Linked DNA regions of Homo sapiens: all the other regions are linked to region 2. The links are chromatin loops, found by intact Hi-C in ENCODE. Cell type or tissue: mammary epithelial cell. All regions are shown on one strand. Region 1 overlaps PIR (pirin). Region 2 overlaps ACE2 (angiotensin converting enzyme 2). Region 3 overlaps ASB11 (ankyrin repeat and SOCS box containing 11). Region 4 overlaps VEGFD (vascular endothelial growth factor D).

Region 1 (5,000 bases), 94 kb after region 2:
ACTCTATTTATGGGAAAAATCCAAAGTAAGAAGAAAGGCTTATTAACAAATGTTTATTCTGGTACAGTTTTTAAAAAATAAAAAACAGAGGCTGGGCGCGGTGGCTCACGCCTGTAATCCCAGCACTCTGGGAGGCCGAGGCGGGCGGATCATGAGGTCAGGAGTTCGAGACCAGCCTGGCCAACATGGTGAAACCTTGTCTCCACTAAAAATACAAAAATTAGCTGGGTGTGGTGGCAGGCGCCTGTAATCCCAGTTACTTGGGAAGCTGAGGCAGGAGAATCGTTTGAACCTGGGAGGCGGAGGTTGCAGTGAGCCAAGATTGCGCCATTGCACTCCACCCTGGGCAACGAGCAAGACTCTGTCTCAAAAATAGATAAATAAATAAATAAATAAAAATAAAAAAGTATTCAAAATAGTAGAGGAATAATTATATATCTAGAAATTATCTATAAGAAAATTATATATTTGAAAGATGGAATGTTATGCAGCATTATCTATAAAGACAAATATTGTAGCCAATTTAAATATTCGTCAATCATAAACTGTTTAGATTGTTTTTTTTAACCTCCACAACTAGTGACTTTTTGGATGCATAATTCTTTGCTATGGGGGGGCTGTTCCACGCATTGCAGGATGTTTAGCAACGTCCTTGGCCTCTACCCACTCGGTGCCAATTGCATCTGCCTACACCCAGTTGTGACAATAAAAAAAAGTCTCCAGACATTGTCAACTGTCCTCTGGGGGTGTGAGAGAGGGCAAAATCACCCCTGGCTGAGAACCAGTACTTTAAATATATGTGTCCAATAGCATGGCTTACCATGCAGTCATTAAGGAGAATGACATGGCTTGATAGGTCCTAATATAGAACAATCTTGATGATATTTGGAAAGTGACAGAGGCAAGGTGCACAATTCTTGTGGCATAGTGTAGCATTTATATAAAAAGCAAAAACTATGCCTTTTTTCTTTTTTAAATGGCTTATTGCCAAGTTTATTGTGGGGAAGATGGATTATTATAATGAATGATTATTTCTACAGACTATCCTGATGCAAATAAAATAAAATTACAAAATACATGTTATAGTACCCAAAGAAGATGGTGTTTAAAGAGAAAATGAACACATCATAACAGGTACAAATATGTATTTACAAAGCTTTTTAAAAAGTAGTGGTTTATGTACTTATAGGATTACACAACCATCACTGCTGATTCCAGAACACTTTCATCAGCCCAGAAAGTAAACCTGAACTCATTATCAGTCTTTTCTCATTCTTCCTTCCTCCAGCTCCTAGGAACCACACTTTCTGTCTCTATTTATTTGTCTATTCTGACTATTTTATATAAAAGGAATCATATGGTATGTGGCCTTTTGTGGTTGGTCTCTTTCACTTAGCATAATGTTTTCAAGGTTCATTCAGTTTGTAGCATATATATTTCTTTATATGCCTGACTAATATTCTATTGTATCGTATGGATATTCTATTGTATGGATAGACCACATTTTGTTATCCGGTCATCCATTGGTGGACACTTGGGTTGTTTCCATTTACACCTTTATTCATAGACTTGCCTGGATTATCTCTGAAAGGATCCCCAAGAAACTTGTAATGTGACCTCTAGGGAAGGTTAGCGGGTGACAAGGGAAAGTTGTGGACAAGATTATTGGTTTTCGCTGAACCCTTTTTTTCTCTTTGTACCTTTAGAATGTTCAGTTGTATTTGTTAATTATTTAAGAAATTCATGTTTTCAAAATTTCTTCTTCGCATACCAGCCATTCAGATATTTAAAGATGAACTGTGCCCTCATGGTTAGTGAAGGTCCTGATGATCACTTGTTCTCCAGGAACTCTTGCTGAGGCCTCCTACTTGGGTTTGCCCTCTCCAGATAAAGTGAACCTTACCTGTGTTCTATTCCTGTCAACCAGATAAGCTAATAATATATGCCATTGTGTAATGGGGATGAGGACTTTCTCTAGAAAACATCTGTGCACCATTAGAGGGGCGCATGAGATTTAGGAGTGCCTTAAATCAAAAGCATAACTTTCTCCTCCACAACACATTGCCTAGCTGAAAGGATATTAAAATAGTGAGTGCACTCATGAGTTTAGAAGTGGAGGCAGAGGACTTTCAAATTGCATGAAAGTTAGAAAATAATTAAGGAGGAACAAGATGGGTATAGTTGAAGAAGTTTCATGTTTTGAGGCAGAAGCTATCCCTTCTAACAGAAGGATCTGGGAGGGCTTCAGGGAAAATTTGCCCATTTAGTAAGGCCTTAACCAATAAGTAAGATTTGACTCTCTGGATAGTGGAGGTAAAGGTGAAAGTCGCGGTATGGGGATATAGTAGAAACAGTGAGTCATCTAATCGGGCTTACAAATGGGATGTGGAAGGATGGGAGGTGGAGGAGTATTATAGGGTCTAAAATTTTAGGTTGGGCCATTATTGGGGAAGGCCCAAGCTTCGAAGCCCAAGCTTGATCTCTAGCTATAGATGAATGAACAATATTTCACATCCTGAAACTGTCAACTTAACACAATCACGTTAAAATAAAACCATCTTTAGCCTAAAAGTTCTGCTTTTTGTGGAGTGCTGTCTATGTCAGTGGTTCTCAACTGGAGGTGATTTGTCCATCTGGGTCATATGGCAATTTCTACATTTGATCTTAGCCAAAAGCCCAAGAAGTGACTCATTTGCAATTTCTGTAGTCATTTCTGAGTGTCACAACTGGGGAGTGCTACTGCCATCTAGTGGGTAGAGGCCAGGGATGCTGCCAAACCTCCTACAGTGCACAGGCCACTTCCCACAGCAAAGAATTAAAGCCTCGTCTGTGTTAACAAGCGTAGGTCACATGAGGGAGAGTAGAAATTTAACTGAAATATTCTTTGAAAGTAGTCCAAATAAATTCCCAACAAATTTCCCTATACATCCTACCCACACCACATTGCAATTACAAACAAAAACCATTCATGTCTTAAAGGCTACATTCCAAGAGTTTTTAAGTAGAAAAATTGAGTGTTGGGGGGGTGGGGGGCCGGGGTGCGCTGGGCGCGGTGGCTCACGCCTGTAATCCCAGCACTTTTGGAGGCTAAGGCAGGTGGATCACTTGAGGTCAGGAGTTCAAGACCAGCCTGGCCAACATGGTGAAACCCCGTCTCTACTGAAAATACAAAAAATTAGCTGGGCGTGGTGGTGGGCGCCTGTAATCCCAGCTACTCGGGAGGCTGAGGCAGGAGATTCGCTTGAACTCAGGAGGTGGAGGTTGCAGTGAGCTGAGATCACACCATTGCACTCCAGCCTGGGCAACAAGAGTGAAACTCTGTCTCAAAAAAAAAAAAAAAAAAGAAAGAAAGAAAGAAAGAAAGAAAAATTGAGTGGGGGGAAATGTAATAAAGACTATAAGCCAATCATTAAAACATTATTTTATATCACCAAATATAAAATAAAGCTTTTCAAGTGAAACGAGAAATAAGTCCAAAGTAAATTAACATAGATCATTAAATGATAAAAAGCTTCATGCAAATTGTCCACACTATTAACAAAGCTGCTTCAGAGTCATCCAATCAACAGACTCTTAGAATCACAGGCCTGACTACACAGGATTAAACTTGAAGGAAATTTGCCATGCAACAGTATTAACTACTGATATATGAGAAGCTTCATATGTTGATACGTTACCTGTAAGCCTCAAAACAATCTTGAAAAGTAAAAATTGTTATCTCCCCCATTTTACACATGAGGAAACTAAGGTTCAGGGAGGCGGTGACTTGCGAAGTTCACACAGGCCATACAGAGCAAGATTTGGTGGGCCCATATGATCCCAGGCCCACATTTGTCCACTCTTTTTTGCTACCACTCCTTCTGGAACAAAGTTCCCTTTCTATATATCTGATATTTTCTCAATACTTTGACACATTCAGATGATTAAAAGATTTTTAATACCATTAGAAATGAGATTGTGCAGGTGACATAGACCATAAAACTATGAATAAACACCCCATACTCCTTCTGCCACTCACTTACTGTGGGACCTATGCTTTCATGGTCCAGGGATCTGAATTTTCCTATCTGTAAGTCCAAAATAGTGCTCTCACTTGTCCTCTGAACTTCCAGTATAATGAGGAAATGGGTTAGGTTGATTGTACCTGGCTATTTAAGGACAATCATTTACCTTACTTCTTATAGCTGCAACACTGTTCATGATCTAGTAGTAACATGATAATAAATTCATGTTTCAGTCGCTTATAACTTACTACAACCTAATTTTTCCCTCTTTCTGTATACCTTTTCTCCCCACCCTACCTTAATTTTTTCCCCCAAATTTCTTCTTTTTAAGACCCACCTGGGAGGATTCCTCCTCCACGAATTACTCCCTCATTCCTCTGGAATCTTTGTCACAATCAATCTTTCTTCTAGATTTGCTTGTACTTCTCTTTAGCTTTCATTTCTCTTGTCTGCATATTTTAGTGGTTTATCTTCTGCTAGAGTGGTAGCTCCCTGAAGGTATGGAAGCAATGACCACTGTGTTCCTTCTAGGTGATTCCTGACTTCCTGTTTGTGAGTTTGTAATGACATTTTATCTTGGGTGGGCCAGAACGAAAGAAAGAAAAAGAAAGGGGAGGGAGGAATGATTAGCAAAGTAGTGGGCCTTTTCCTAGAGATAAATTTATTTTATTTAAAAGACTGTTCTTTATTCAGATATTGCTATTCTTCCTTTTTTTGGTTGTTAGAATGGCCTTTCTTTTATGAAATGATGACCATAGTAGATAATTTTTACCTTTCACAATCTGAATTTAAAAGTTGGCACCCCCACCCACCATTGAGGAGTATTCTATAAAATACTTCACCAGTACTCTTCAAAATTATCAAGCTCATGAAAAACAAGGAAAGAGTGAGAAACTGTCACAGATGGAAGAAACCAAGGGGACATGATGACATGGATCCTGAACCAAAAATGGATATTCATAGAAAAACTGGTGAAAGCCACATAAGTGATATACT
Region 2 (5,000 bases):
TTATAAATGTGTCTTACGAGTCCCTCTGAGCAGTGTCTTTCTTCTGAATTTGCAGTATGAATGGAACGACAATGAAATGTACCTGTTCCGATCATCTGTTGCATATGCTATGAGGCAGTACTTTTTAAAAGTAAAAAATCAGATGATTCTTTTTGGGTGAGTTGATTTGCTGGGTTCTCAAATTACTCCAACTAGGATTTCTCTTACTCTTGAGTCTGAGGAGATACTCTGCCTAAACTTTTCTTCAAGTGAAATTGATAAAAATCTCCTAGTAACTTATACTTCTTTGGTATTGTGGAATTTGGGTGACTCCATAGAGGGCTGATCGTGCCTTATTTGACTGGTAAATTGCAAGAGTATTGTTCTTACTAAACAGCTGTCACTCTCTTCTCAGAATGCTCTCATACACCCTCAGCACTGAAAGAAAAAAAAGGCAGAACTTCCTGCCTTCATTGACCTATATTCTAGTATGTATGTTGTGTATGTGTCTATGTGTGTAATATGTAAGTGAAATATAGAGTTACAAGGTACTAAGTGCTAGGAGAAAAATATAAAAGGGTCTGGGGAGGGCTGGTGTGTGTGTGTGTGTGTTGGGCAGGGGGTAGGTCAATTTTAACCAAAATGGTCAGAAAAGACGTCACTAATACTTGAACAAGTATATGAAGCAGGAGAGAGGGAGAGAGAGAGCGAGAGAGCGAGAGAGCGAGAGCGAGAGCCAGCAATGCAGACAATGGGGAAAGTGTCTCAGCTGGGGGAAACAGCAGGTGCAGACCCTGAGGAAGGAATATCCTCAGCCTGTTAAAGGAACAGCAAGGAGGCCAGTGTGGCTGGAGCAGATTAGAAGACAAGTGGAGACATGGCCAGGACGATGTTAGGGCATAGAGGAAGGAGGGAGAGACAAAAGGTCATGTGGGCCTTGAAGGCCATTCTAAGGACTTTGGCTTTTATTCTGAGTTAGATGAGTAGTCACTCAAGGGCTATGAGCCACATGATCTACCTTATTTTGTGCTAGGATCGCTTGACAGCTGTGAGAGCACAGTCCTGTCACATCATATGGTAGACCCCACTCATTACCTTCATCCATGGGTGCAACACGACGTTTTCTGCTGGGTAGGACCAGGTTGTGGGTGTAAATCCGTGTGTGGTACTCAGCCATTTCTGCCCACCACATTGTTTGCCACAATCCTGGGCCACCGATTATTCCTTGTTGATTCTCCTGCTGTTTTCAGTTTGGAAATTTTCTATAATTGAAAAAGATGTGGGTTTTATATAAAGGCAGAACAAATAGTGCCAAAACTTGATATCACAATTTTTATGTAGTTGATTTCATGTGCTTTGGGCAGCATTAATGTTTTTTTTGACAATTACATCCTCTCATTGTTTGCCCTCCCCCATGTCTCTCTATCCTGTGATTCTCTCTCTAATCTCCTTTTCACCAGCAGGGGAAGTCTTCATTCTCTTGATTGTGTCCTCTGTGCCACAAGTGAAGATGTTTGTTTTGTTTCTCTACAGGGAGGAGGATGTGCGAGTGGCTAATTTGAAACCAAGAATCTCCTTTAATTTCTTTGTCACTGCACCTAAAAATGTGTCTGATATCATTCCTAGAACTGAAGTTGAAAAGGCCATCAGGTGACATTTTACTTTCATCTAAGGGTGAGGGGGTTACCAAATACAACAACAATAACCAGTATTTTGTGTGTTCTTCCTGTGTGCCAAGCATTATTCTGAGTCATTTACATGTGTTACCTCATGCTACAAACTCCACGTAATTCCAGAAGGATCCCACAGCAGGGGAATAATCTTGATTTGAGTTCCGCCAGATGTAGGCTCTTACAAAAGGGAAGAAAAACTATAGATTACATGTTATCAAGCAAGTTACCACTATGGGCAACTAGAGCTCAGTCCTGCTGGGAAATGTGGAGAGACTGTGTAGAATGTGCACCTGAATTGTCCCATCAGAGGGCTGAGGAAGCTGGGGTATTTATTTACCACCTCCCATCAGTTATTGGCTGAGAACTGCTTCCAGGTGGCATTAATTCCCCAGCATTTCAGCCCTGCAGGCAGGGCAGATCTTGTGGTCTGAGAATGCTCTCTGGTAAAGGGGAGCAGGTGCTGGTTGAAGAAAGTCTGGCTAGAACTCATGGAAAATAGTAAGTGCAGAAGGGACGTGGACAGGTATTGCCATCATTTGCTCTCAGGACTTTGATGTAGGATTCATTTAACTGCCCAAATCCTGAAACAAGGTAGGCAAGTACAGGATTCCTTACATATTGCTTGGCCTCTATGCTAGGTGAGGGACTTGCAATGAATGTTTAGAAGAAACAGTTTGTCCAATTTGCCTCAATTGTTTCCCACAACAGACAGCAGGAGCGAAGAATGGATTGACCTTGCAGATGGTTTCCTGTCATTATAAAAAGGCTTAATATACCTACTGCTTCTGGGCAGCTCACTAGGTGGCCCTCTCGAGCTGCGTCAGAGTCCTGTTTAACTTCGGAAGCAGATCTAAGACCTGCTGGGCAGGGTGTGCCTAGAAAATCTGGCTTGGTTGGAGTGTATGACCCAACTGTGCCCAGAGACTCACTCACTTCCTCCAGAAGACTTGTGTCTGTCTTGGGAAAAACTTCTGGCTGAGATCTTTATGAAAAAGCTCAGCCTTCCTGGATACTCAGCTGCAAGCTACAGGGGACCTCAGACTCTCTGTTTCCAGGATGACTCTTTTCAGATCTTTTCTGGCTGAGGTTGCCAGGGGTTACCTGACTAATTCTGCGTTGATCTCTCTCTCTCTCTCTGGTGGACTCTGACCTCCTGACCTGGGCTATACCCAAGGGTAGGAAGATGAGATGCCAGACACTTTGGTCTTTGATCCAGAATGTTCTCCATATCATTGTTTTTTTTTTTCTTTAAACAATCTTTATCCTTTTGCCTCCATAAAAGTAAGCCATTTCCCATCCCAGTGCTGAAGAAACTGGCAAAGGTCCCTTTCTTATGTGCCTCCCCAGTGCTACCTCCAAATGCCAATACCTTTTATTTGGAAAATACTACTATAGAGACTTGGTCATAGGACCTGATTCATTTGTATAATAGAAGAGGTGTATCCAATTATCCGTTTCCATTATTTGATATAAAGTCATTGTAGATGTACTCTGACAGAAGGGAAATTCTTGCCAAATATGATAACTTTGCCCTTAAACACAGCAGTCACAAATGAATAAATGCCAACCATTTATACATTTCCACACTTACAACTCAATTTTCCAATGGAGCTGTTGATGAACCTAATCTAGGTTGCAAGGCATGAAAGATGCATAATTGTCAAAGACTTATATCTTTAATTAGACCTATTTACTTTGCTCTTATGATTTTAGGTGTATATTCCTTTTTTTTTTTTTTGAAACAGAGTCTTGCTCTGTCACCTAGGCTAGAGGGCAGTGGCACAATCTCGGCTCACTGCAACCTCTGCCTCCCGGGTTCAAGCGATTCTCCTGCCTCAGCCTCCCAAGTAGCTGGGACTACAGACATGCGCCACCATGCCTGGCTAGGTGTATATTCTTATGATAAGCTCTATTATATCCTTTCAGGAACAATGATATAAACAGTAAATAACTACACACAATTTTATTTTGTCTAAGTGTCCCCTTTGCTGTTTTTTGCTTTTGCAAATAGGATGTCCCGGAGCCGTATCAATGATGCTTTCCGTCTGAATGACAACAGCCTAGAGTTTCTGGGGATACAGCCAACACTTGGACCTCCTAACCAGCCCCCTGTTTCCATATGGCTGATTGTTTTTGGAGTTGTGATGGGAGTGATAGTGGTTGGCATTGTCATCCTGATCTTCACTGGGATCAGAGATCGGAAGAAGTAAGTGGCCTTTCCTAGACTTAACTATCCAAAAATAGAAAGATTTAGAGAACAGTAACTGGAAAATTTTCAGTAAGTGGTAGATTGTATAGACCAATTACTTAGTTGGACAATTTTGCAACTAAATACTCTGATGCATTCCCTAGAAATTTAATAGATCAGCAGTTCATCTTCCTAGTAAGCCCACACAGTAAGTATCTGGCCTGGGATTTATTAGCATGCCCTAGTAAACTCCATCCCAGCCACAGTGTCATTTCCCTCCTACAAAGAGGCACTGCAAACTCAGCAGGTATGGGTGGGCTCAGGGAATGGTTTTCACTGCTCTCACTGCTGAATCCTTTTCAGTCTAAAAGTGGGGACTGGATTGCTGGAGACTGGATTGCTGATGGGTTTGAACCGTGAAATTGTTCAAGAATGGGCTGTGAGATTTCTTTGAAACTGCTACTCTTGGTTTTTTGTTTGTTTGTTTGTTTGTTTGTTTGAGACAGAGTCTTGCTCTGTCACCCAGGCTGGAGTGCAGTGGTGCAACCATAGTTCACTGCAACCTCGATTTCCCAGGCTCAAGTGATCGTCCCACCTCAGCTTCCTGAGTAGCTGGGACTACAGGGGTGTGCCACCACACCCAGCTAATTTTTGTATTTTTTGTGGAGACAGGGTTTTGTCATGTTGCCCAAGCTTTTCTTGAACTCCTGAGTTCAAGCAATCCGCCTGCCTCGCCCTCCAGTGCTGGGATTACAGGCGTGAGCCACCGTGCCCTGCCCAAACTGCTACTCTTTACTCAGCTTTATTTCTCACCGGGTAGCTCAGACTCTATGTCATTCTCTTAGTTCATGGTTAGGCACGTTCTAATTTGTTCCTGAACTGAAGATCAAAGTTCATTGAGGATTTAAATTACCAGAGACCTGATTTCTAGTCTTGCTTTGCTACTAGATGTTTTTCTTCTGTCCTTAAGAAATTGACTCTTGCTGGGCTTATGGAATGAAGGTTAATATTTTATAGCACCTAACAAAACTCTATGCACACCTCAGCTTGTTTAAACATATTCTTGATTGAATCTCTATATTTGCTAGTCTATTTTGCTCAATTTTCTTCACTATAGAGATTTTTCGTTTCTCCAAAATAGCTCCATCTAAAATATTAGG
Region 3 (5,000 bases), 260 kb after region 2:
CCCTGAAAGTGGCTGACGAGAGAGCCTGATGCGTGATACCTGCTTCCCTCCTCTTCCCTCCTCTTCCCCCAAACCTCCTCTCACAGTGGGTGGGCAGCATGGACAAGTTACAGGAAGAAGTCTCCAGGCCTTGACTTTGAGCTTGATTTGTGTTTCAGATTGCTGGGCTGATCGATCCCCACTTCATGAAGCTGCAGCTCAGGGGCGCTTACTGGCCCTTAAAACTTTAATTGCACAAGTAAGTGAACTGAAGACTTGATCCTTCATGCTTATGCTATAATTACACATCATTCTTTATTAGCTTTGGCTGTAGCAGAGGTGTGGCTCACCCTATCCAGGTCCCACCATTGCCATTCGAGGCACGTATGTCCTCTCATACCTCACTGCCTCTCCTCCTCCTGCCTCTCCTTTCCTGGAGAGCTCCTTCATTTTCAGCCCAGTTCCCTCCTTTTCCTCTGGGCCTTCCTTTACCTCATAAGAAGTTTCCCTATGAGGAATGATAGAGAATGCTCTCAAATGTTTGTTGCACTAACTCACCTCATGCTCTTCCAGCATGCATTAGCACCAGCAGTCCTGAAGCTAAGTTAGTCAGCTATTGCTGCCTAAAAAATGACCTCAAAGCATAATGGCTGAAAACAACAGAAACTTGGATTTTCATGGTTTCTGTGGGCCAGGGAGCAGCTTAGCTAGGTGATTCTGGCTCTGGGTCTCTCACAGGCTGCCACGTGTCAGCCAGGGCTGCAGTCATCTCATGGCTCAAGGCGGGCAGGATCTGCTTTCAAACTCACTCACGTGGTTGTTGGGAAACCTCAATTCCTTGCCACATGAGCCTCTCCACAGGGCTGTGTCATGAGATGGCAGCTGGCTTCTCTCAGAGAGAGTGCAAGAGGTACCTAAGAAGGAAGTCACAGTTGTTTTATAACCTCATCTCCGAAGTGACATTCTGTCACTTCTGCCATATTCTACTCATTAGGTGTGAGTCAACAAGTCCAGCCCACACTCAAGGGGCAGGGATTATACAAGGGAGGCAATACCTGGATTCCAGGATTACTGGGTGCTATCTTAGAGGCTGCCTATCCCAATGATACACTATTTTAAGAACAAGCATTAAAATAGGTTGACAATGGGTAAATCTGACTCCCCAGGGAACATTTATTGAAGTCTTAGTTATGAAGGCTACTTTATTTATATTTATGACTACATCCCCAGCACCTTGAAAAATGAGTAGGGGCCTGGTAAGTATTTGTGAAATGAATGAATGAAAGTGTGCAGGCTCCATTTGCTTTGTATGTTTTAGGGTCTACATTTATACAGAGGAGGTAAGCCATCATGTCTTTCTTCCACAACTAGGCAATCATCTGGCTTTCTTGCTACTTTGAATTTAAACCACTGGGTGCACTGCTCTCTCTCTCTCTTTTTCTTTCTCTCTCTCTCTCTGTCTCTCTCTCTCTGTCTGTGTGTGCATGTGTATGTATTTTTCATTTATTTGTTTTTTGATTTCTCCTTTATGAGTTGTGTTACTTCTTAAAAAGTAGAGGTAAATGGAAATCAGCACTGCCAGCAATGATCAAATGAACTTTGTACCTGATTTTATCACTTGCTTATTTATTTTTAAGTACTTTAAATTGGATGTGATTTGATTATTTTTAATAGGTAATATATTCACATAGTTCAAAAATTACAATTATTTAAAAAGGTGGACTGGCCGGATGTGGTGGCTCACGCCTGTAATCCTAGCACTTTAGGAGGCCAAGGTGGGTGGATCACCTGAGGTCAGGAGTTCGAGACCAGCCTGGGCAACATGGTGAAACCCCATCTGTACTAAAAGTACAAAAATTAGCCAGGCGTGGTGGTGGGCGCCTATAATCCCAGCTACTTGGGAGGCTGAGGCAGGAAAATCGTTTGAACCTGGCGGGGTGGAGGTTGCAGTGAACCGAGATCGCGTCACTTCACTCCAGCCTGGGTGAAAGAGTGAAACTCTGTCTCAATAAAATAAATAAATAAATAAAATTAAAAAGGTGCACAATGAAACGTCTTGCACCCACCTCTTCTCTCTCAGTCTCCCACCCACCTCTTCTCTCTCAGTCTCCCACCTCAATACTTTCATTGGTATATTTTTAATAGGCTTTTTAAATTTTTGTATAATTTTAAAGAAGAGTTGAAAAGGATACAGACAGTTCCCATATACACTGTACCCTTCACCCAACTTCCTTTAATATTGACATCTTACATAGCTATGGTACATTAGTCAAAAATACGAAGTTAACATTGATACAATACCACTGACTAAACTGCACACTATTGTGATTTCACCAGTTTTTCCTCTCATGTCCTATTTCTGTTCCAGGATCCCACATTGCACTAACTATACTTAATAAGCATATTAGCTTCAATAATATGGTTAAATGTGTAAGGGGGCATTCTTTATACAAAAGTTCAACTTTTTCTTTTACACCCCTACTTCTTTACTCTTATACACTGTTAAAAAATGTATTTGTCTACTTTTATAAACTTTATTTTACATTTAGATAATATGATCGATGTGAGTAAAACATTAAACCGATATGAGTAAAACATTAAGCTAATGTGAGTAAATGTGAGTAAAACATTAAACCAAGATTCAGGAGCTCTTGGTTACACTGCTGGCTGTCACTGACAACCAGTCTTAAAAAGTATTTGAACATTCTACTCCTCCATTTTCTCATGCACAATTGAGGTGATCCACTCTAGATGATCTTTCAGGCCTTTCCAGCATCACATTTCTACAATTTCAGGGATTCTGAGATTTTGCACCGTAACAGTTTTTTCTAGCACACTTCTGCCACCTTGTGGACTAGTCTGTTTTTTCTTATTTTCTCAAAAGGAAAAGAAAAATGAAAAGACTTTTTCTAACTCTTATTAGATGCCCAGTTTGAAATATGTAGCACAGATCTAGAGTAATGATGTCATATTCAGGACATGAAAATAGACAGAATTCAGGAGTCAAAAAGAGGCCTTATGATGAAGGGACAATTCTGGGAAATCACAGCTGCTGGCCACAGCAAGGATGCAGCCAGAGATCTGGCAGGAGATGGTGGCCGTGTAAGTAGGAGTTCGGGGTTCAGGGTCATGGCATTGGGTTTTGGAAGCTTTCAGTTGGTCAGTTACAAGGCATAGGATCAAAAGCAGGACTCGGCTGGGAAGGACAGACCAGGGACCTAATTCCTTTTATAAATCAAAAATAAAATTCTAAGCACCCCCTCTCCAACCATCTGAATGTACCCCTCCTCTCAGCCAGGGCATTCCAAAACTAACCTGAAAAACTGGTTCAGGCCATGACAGGAAAGGGGGGTTGAACATGCCTCATTATACCCTCCTCCCTTTTGGAACTCAGGAAAAGATGACCAGAATTTAACATCAACACAGACCTTAAGTCTGATAAGAAACATTTACAATCTATTCTCTCTGAAGCCTGCTACCTGGAGGCTTCATCCACATGATAAAACTTTTGTCTCCACAACCCCTTATTGTAACCCAGACAGACATTTCTATTGATAATAACTCTTTCAACCAATTGCCAATCAGAAAAATTTTCAATCTGTCTATAATCTGGAGCCCCAGGCCCCCACTTTGAGTTGTCCAACCTTCCCAGGCCAAACAAATGTACATTTTACATGTATTTGATTGATGTCTCATGTTTCCCTAAAATGTATAAAACTAGGCTGTGCCCTGACTACCCTGGGCACATGTTCTCTGGATCTCCTGAGAGCTTGTCACAGGCCATTGGTCACTTATATTTGGCTCAGAATAAATCTCTTCAAATATTTTATAGTTTGACTGTTTTTGTCAACACTTTTGCAGATAGAACGTGATCATCAGAGGGAGGGAAATGGTAAGAGCCAAGTTGTTAAAATCAGGTTATGAAGTCAGAGTTGTCCAGCAGCTAGGCTGACCTTGTCATCTGTCACATGGAGTCCAGGACAAGGAAGGGGACACATGGTAGTATGGGGAGGGAGAATGTGTTAGGACAGGGTGGAGGCACTCATACCTGGGTGAGGAGATGAAGGTTAGGAGAAGTCCGCTGGCCCCGGACTCTAGGACTTCAGAGACCTCTGCACACAGTGGAGTCATGGCTGAAGCAGTGCTGCTACTCCACAGCACATGAATCCTAGGAGCACAGTCTACTTACTCTTAAGCCTGGGAGTTATTGTTTTGTTTCAGATCCAGCTCGACCTCCTGAACTTGTCTGCACTCCATCATCTATACCTCATACCTACTGTTATTCACAGCCACAGCAGGCCCATGCCAGCCTGTTCCTAGACTCATAGTGACATCTCTGTGGCTCTCCTTGCTTTGGTCTTACATCCCTACTCCTGCAATCAACCCTCCATGCTGCTACCAGTAAGCTTCTAAAAAGGCTAATCTATTAGCTCCAGACCCTCCGCAGCCTAGCAGACTTCATAGGTGCTCCATTTCCTCTAAGACATGCCCTCCTTGTTTGGAAATCAAGGCCTTTCATGACCTAGCTCCAGCTTACTGTCCTCCTTTGTCTCCTCCCATCTCCTGCTTCTACTTTCTGTGGGTTCTTTCTGTTCCAGAAATCCGACTGTGGCCCTGCCACAGGAAGCAACAGGAAGCAACAGGAAATAACTTCCTGTTGCTTCCTGAATTTGCAGTTTCTATTCTCTCCTAATGGCATACTCTTTCTTGGTCTTCACAGCTTGAAACATTTTATGCTTCAAGTCTTAGCTAAATACTACCTCATTTGCAAGGTTTTTCTTACTCCCCAAGCCAGATTCAAGGATATCCTATGCTCCCAAACTAATTTTGGACATGCTTCCAGTATAGCAATATTCTTGCTCTTTTGTCTTTCATTTCTGCCTCCCCAGTAGGCTCTGGGAGAAGAGAGACCCATGTCATAAGTTTTGAAGACCCAGGTCCTAGTACATTACCTGCTCCAGAATGCAGAATTAACATTCTTTTGGATAAATGAATGTGAGGCTGTCATGCTGTCTTTAGGC
Region 4 (5,000 bases), 220 kb after region 2:
CTACTAAAAATACAAAAAAAAAATTAGCCGGGCGTAGTGGCGGGCGCCTGTAGTCCCAGCTACTTGGGAGGCTGAGGCAGGAGAATGGCGTGAACCCGGGAGGCGGAGCTTGCAGTGAGCCGAGATCCCGCCACTGCACTCCAGCCTGGGCAACAGAGCGAGACTCCGTCTCAAAAAAAGAAAAAAAAAAAAAAGAAAACCAGCCGGGCCAACATGGCGAAATCCCATCTCTACTACTACTAAAAAAAAAAAAAAAAAAAAAAAAAAAAAAAAAAAAATAGCTGGGCATGGTGATGTGCGCCTGTAGTCCCAGCTACTCAGGAGGCTGAGGCATGAGAATCTCTTGAACCTGGGAGGCAGAGGTTGCAGTGAGCCGAGGTCATGCCACCGCACTCGGGCCTGGATGACAGAGTGAGACTCTGCCTCCAAAAAAAGAAAGAAAGAAAGAAAGAGAGAAAGAGAAAAAGAAAAGAAAAGAAAGAGAGAGAGAGAGAAAGAAAGAAAGAAAAGAAAAGAAAGAGAGAGAAAGAAAGAAAGAAAAGAAAGAAAAAGAAAGGAAGGAAGGAAGGATAGAAAGAAAGAAAGAGAAAGAAAGTAAGTTACTGTGGGAAGGGCAATATACTTAGAGCTTAAAGGCTCTAGCTGAGGATTTCCTGGCACAAAGCCTCTGAGACAGTTTTGTACGGAGGAGGTTTGTAGGCAGGCACAAGGCATTAAAGGGTAAAGAGAGAGGCAGCAGACCACAGCGCAGTTGCTAAGAGGCATCAGCCTAAGCCAATGGGAAGTTGAAGCTGGGAACCCCTGCGGGGGTAAGTCTTAAATCTAGGTGAAGAGGCTGAGCCCTGTAGACCGTTCATTGGCTGCCTTGGAGAGGGGATGTAGCCTTAGGAGAGGCAGCTTATTTCTGCTGGAGATAATTCTTGGGAAGGCACTCAGCCAGTACACGTGTGTAGAGGGTGGTAAGAAGAATAGGGAAGAAGAGAAGTGCTGTTCTAAGCAGCGGGTATATGAGCACTCAGGGCTGGAGGTGAGAGAACATACTGGAAGAAGTTCAGCATGGTGGGGATATAATGGGTGGGGACATAATGGGGAAGGGGCTGGTTAGATGTGAGAGAAGAAGCTGGACAGGCTCACAGGGGCAAAGCAGAAGGACCTTGTAATTCTTGCATGGGAGCTTGGATGTGATACTAAGGACAAAGGGAAACCACACAACTGGCTAAAGCAGGAGAGTGACAGTACCCATTAGAATTTTAACAAAATCATATCAGCAACAGTGTAGAAGAGGATGTGTTGACTCGGGGCAGGGAAGGAGGCAGGAAACCTTTTGGGAAGTTGTAGCAATGATGTAAGTGAGAGGCGCAGGGTGGACTGGATCACAATTGTTTCTCATTCTCATCTCCTATAAGTCCCCAATGTGGATCAAGTTCACATTCATTTCTCCAGTGGCCCCATCAAATTGATGGGATTTACTGAGCTTACTGCTCACTATACTTTTTTTCCGCACATGTGACTGTTAAGCCAACTGCCTTTTCTACAGTGACTTCTCTTGCCCAGATGAGCACATTTAGGTTAGTGAATCCAAGTCTAATTTAATTGAGTCTTGTTAGAGTCAGGTCATTGCTCTAAATTGTTAAAACAAACGATATACACAAACACACACACACACAAAAGAATAAATTGAGGAGGTCCCAATTCTGTATTTTAAAATACTTAATATATCCCTTCCTTCTTGAAGAGAGCTACAATTTCAAGAATTTATTTTGAAAAAATTCTATCAGTTTATTGATAAAAATGGTAAAAGGAACAAAGCTGAGAACAGAACATATCATCAGACTCTCTAGGGACGGAAATCAATACATAATACTTCAAGATATCACCCTCAGCTACTTGCTGTTCCACCACCAGTTCTCTTGCATCCAGTTTTTGTTTCTTTTAACTTGGCTATAAGGATGTGAGCACAGACTCTGCCAAACAGCCTGCTGAAGTTCTGCAAACACCTTGTGGATTGTGTTTCCCTGAACAACCCTGTCCAACAATGGCCTTGGGCCTGTCTGAAGTATTCTTAGTGAACTTCTGCTGCCACCTAGTGATCATTGCGAATTTTTAAAAAGCCTCTTTATCCTTTAACAAGTTACTCTTGTCTTACCCCAAAGCGGCATCTGCCTCACTGGCATATGACTTACAGAGCTCACATTTTCCCTCTCCACAAAGTTCAAAATGGAGACTTCTCAGATTTAGCCTTCCAGCACCCATTCTCAAACGTCGTGCATTACAGAAAAGTTTAAACTATAAAGTTGAACCGCACGAGATTCTCATTTTGATATGTCATTAAAGTCAGATATTGGCAAGAACATATGGTTTAACCCAATGGCTTGGAATGCTGGATGGGATTCCCAGAAGCTCCATACATCGGCCTGCTTCAGGACCCTTTTATTACACCAAATAAACCCAACAAACATCCATCGAGTGCCTATTTTATATCAGAACAATGAGACCTGCTCCTTCTCCTTCAGGACATTTTACTTAATGGGGGAAACATACAAGTAAACAGACAAATGTAATCAGTGCAAGAAAGAATCGGACAGCAATATGCACAGGATAAGGACACTTAGCTAAACCTGCAGACATTGGGAAAGATGTCAGGGAAAAGGGATGGCAGAAGGAAAGACAAGGCCAAAGGCATGGGACTGGGAGGCACTGGAATATCAGGGCAACAGAAAGTGCTGTCATTTGGTATAAATGGAACACACAGGATATATGAAAGCAAGAAACAGAAGATGAGTCTGTGAGGTTACTATGATCCAGTTCATGGAGGGCCTTGTATGTCCTGGTGGGAAAATTGGTTTTTATTGTGGGAAGGGAACCTTTTAATGCATTCAAAGCAGTGGAATGAAGTGATTTGGTTTGCATTTGTTAATCATGTGAAGAAGAATAGGTTGGAGGGATAAAACTTGTGGTGGTGAGATGAGTGACAGAGCGACAGCCATCTACAAAAGAAACACAAGGTACAGACTGAATTGTGGGAGTGGTAGTGGGGATGGAAAATAAAGAACAAATTTAGAGAGGCAGAACTGAGTGGACATGATGCTCAGACTTACCAGAGCAGGTGAGTCAAGAATGATGTCACCATTCCCTAAATGAGGCAAACTGGGAGAGAAGCAGATTTGGGGAGAAAACTACTAAACATGTACGTCCCTCCAAAACCTTCAAGAATGCTAAAGGGACAGAGTCAAGTTCTTCCAAAGTTTCTGTCTCTTCCATTTATTTTGCAATGAATTTCAACTTGTTAATCAGAAATGGATTTGGAGTAGTAGCTATTCAATTGTTTTATACACCTTCTAGAAGAAATATTTGTCAGATGAGTATGTCAAAAACTTCTCAGACCCTCCCCTTTACTTGAATGTATCTTCCAGCAGATGTTGGTGGAATCAAAGTTCATTATTACTCCTATATCTTTTATACTAGTGTTATGATCTGCAGTGAGGACATGCATTGCTATTGCTACGCCTGGCCTGGAATGTCTGAGGTGTATTTCTACAACACCAATTATTTTGTGTGTCTCTCCTTTTAATCTCCACCAAAAAATGGAGACAGCTAGATTCATAACCCTTAGACATCCTATATTTTATTACTAATACTTGGTTGTGGAAGTTTGCATTCTAAACAAGTCATCAACATAAAAATCTCTAAAAATATTTTATGAAAAATATTCAGCTTATGATATTTTAAAAATCACAAACCTAAGAAAACACACAAACCTGTGTTTGTATTGTGAAATCAGAGGTTAATCTTCCTCACCCTGTGAAAAAATTAGGGGCATAAATCTATAGGAAGGAGATTGGGTGAATCCAAGTTACTTACGGATGACATAAAAGATACAATCAACTTTGGTGATCCAATTGCCACACTACAACTATCTGACCAACACGTTTCTGTTTCTCTTTAGACCACTCTCATCTCCAGGAACCAGCTCTCTGTGGGCCACACATGATGTTTGACGAAGATCGTTGCGAGTGTGTCTGTAAAACACCATGTCCCAAAGATCTAATCCAGCACCCCAAAAACTGCAGTTGCTTTGAGTGCAAAGAAAGTCTGGAGACCTGCTGCCAGAAGCACAAGCTATTTCACCCAGACACCTGCAGGTAAATGCCTTGAGTTGTCTTGCCTTTACTCATGACATTTAACGTAGATGCCATTTTAATTTGGTGGGATTCCTTAGTAAGCTAATTTTTCCCCTTGGTGCCTGAGTCCCTTTTGGATAATAGAACAGAGGTTTAGCAGCTAAGGAATAAGCAAGAGTATACCGAGTCATGATTAATCATGAAAATAAGAAAATCAATCCTGCCTGTTATTATGTGTGTAGAGCTTTTTTTTTTTAGACGGAGTCTCGCTCTGTCTCCAGGCTGGAGTGCAGTGGCGTGATCTGGGCTCACTGCAACCTCCGTCTCTCTGGTTCAAGGGAGTCTCCTGCCTCAGCCTCCCAAGTAGCTGGGATTACAGGCACGTGCCACCACACCCAGCTAATTTTTGTATTTCAGTAGAGACGGGGTTTCACCATGTTGGCCAGGATAGTCTTGATCTCCTGACCTCATGATCCACCCGTCTCGGCCTCCCAAAGTGCTGGGATTACAGGCATGAGCCACCGCGCCCACCCGGGGTTTAGAGCTCTTAAACAACAATGAAATTGGTAAAATTTAAGCAGTTATTAGGATATTGCTTAATAATAATATTTTAGGAAGGGGAGGTTTCAGATCATCAACCTGTTTAGTTCAATCTCTCATTGTTTATGTCTATATATGTTTGTTTTTTTCTTTAATGGAGGGAATATCATTGGATTTATATAGCAAGTAATTTATTCATGAATAGAACACTTGGAGGTTACTGATTCACTTCAGTAGATTTTGAATCCATGTGGGATAACCATGCAGGATTTTATACTGACATTTTAAATACATGTCTGGAAAACTTAATCAAATCAGAGCAGAGTTATTCTTTTGAAT

Evidence for each region. Peaks named below come from ENCODE experiments on the same cell type or tissue, not always from the same donor. Only the 100,000 strongest peaks of a DNase experiment are listed, where the experiment ranks them.
Region 1: it touches region 2 in a loop (21-fold over the local background); 32 of 110 quality-filtered maps call a loop at or near these places.
Region 3: a loop joins it to region 2, with 11 times the contacts of the local background. A loop is called at or near these places in 8 of 110 quality-filtered maps.
Region 4: a loop joins it to region 2, with 14 times the contacts of the local background. A loop is called at or near these places in 41 of 110 quality-filtered maps.

The regions. Positions count from the first base shown.
Region 1 is chrX:15,468,944-15,473,943 of GRCh38, reverse strand. The region is part of intron 3 of PIR (pirin); the gene reads left to right. The region is part of intron 2 of PIR-FIGF (PIR-FIGF readthrough); the gene reads left to right. Among named protein-coding and RNA genes, the nearest start is that of PIR-FIGF, 20 kb to the left of the region's middle. In mammary epithelial cell, a CTCF peak has its summit at 2,752 (motif pointing left); a DNase peak (open chromatin) is centred at 2,733; H3K27ac peaks cover 1,631 bases.
Region 2 is chrX:15,562,882-15,567,881 of GRCh38, reverse strand. ACE2 (angiotensin converting enzyme 2) reads left to right here. Exons shown (of 18, transcript NM_001371415.1): 15 at 56-156; 16 at 1,513-1,629; 17 at 3,664-3,858. Among named protein-coding and RNA genes, the nearest start is that of ACE2, 36 kb to the left of the region's middle. In mammary epithelial cell, CTCF peaks have their summits at 1,427 and 2,457; a DNase peak (open chromatin) is centred at 2,511; H3K27ac peaks cover 433 bases.
Region 3 is chrX:15,297,966-15,302,965 of GRCh38, reverse strand. ASB11 (ankyrin repeat and SOCS box containing 11) reads left to right here. Exons shown (of 7, transcript NM_080873.3): 2 at 159-238. Among named protein-coding and RNA genes, the nearest start is that of ASB11, 15 kb to the left of the region's middle. RefSeq lists an enhancer at 4,445-4,739. In mammary epithelial cell, a CTCF peak has its summit at 2,820 (motif pointing left); no DNase peak of the experiment used is centred here.
Region 4 is chrX:15,346,306-15,351,305 of GRCh38, reverse strand. VEGFD (vascular endothelial growth factor D) reads left to right here. Exons shown (of 7, transcript NM_004469.5): 6 at 3,947-4,142. It overlaps PIR-FIGF (PIR-FIGF readthrough), which reads left to right. Exons shown (of 15, transcript NR_037859.2): 14 at 3,947-4,142. Among named protein-coding and RNA genes, the nearest start is that of PIGA, 13 kb to the right of the region's middle. In mammary epithelial cell, a CTCF peak has its summit at 2,075 (motif pointing left); a DNase peak (open chromatin) is centred at 2,055.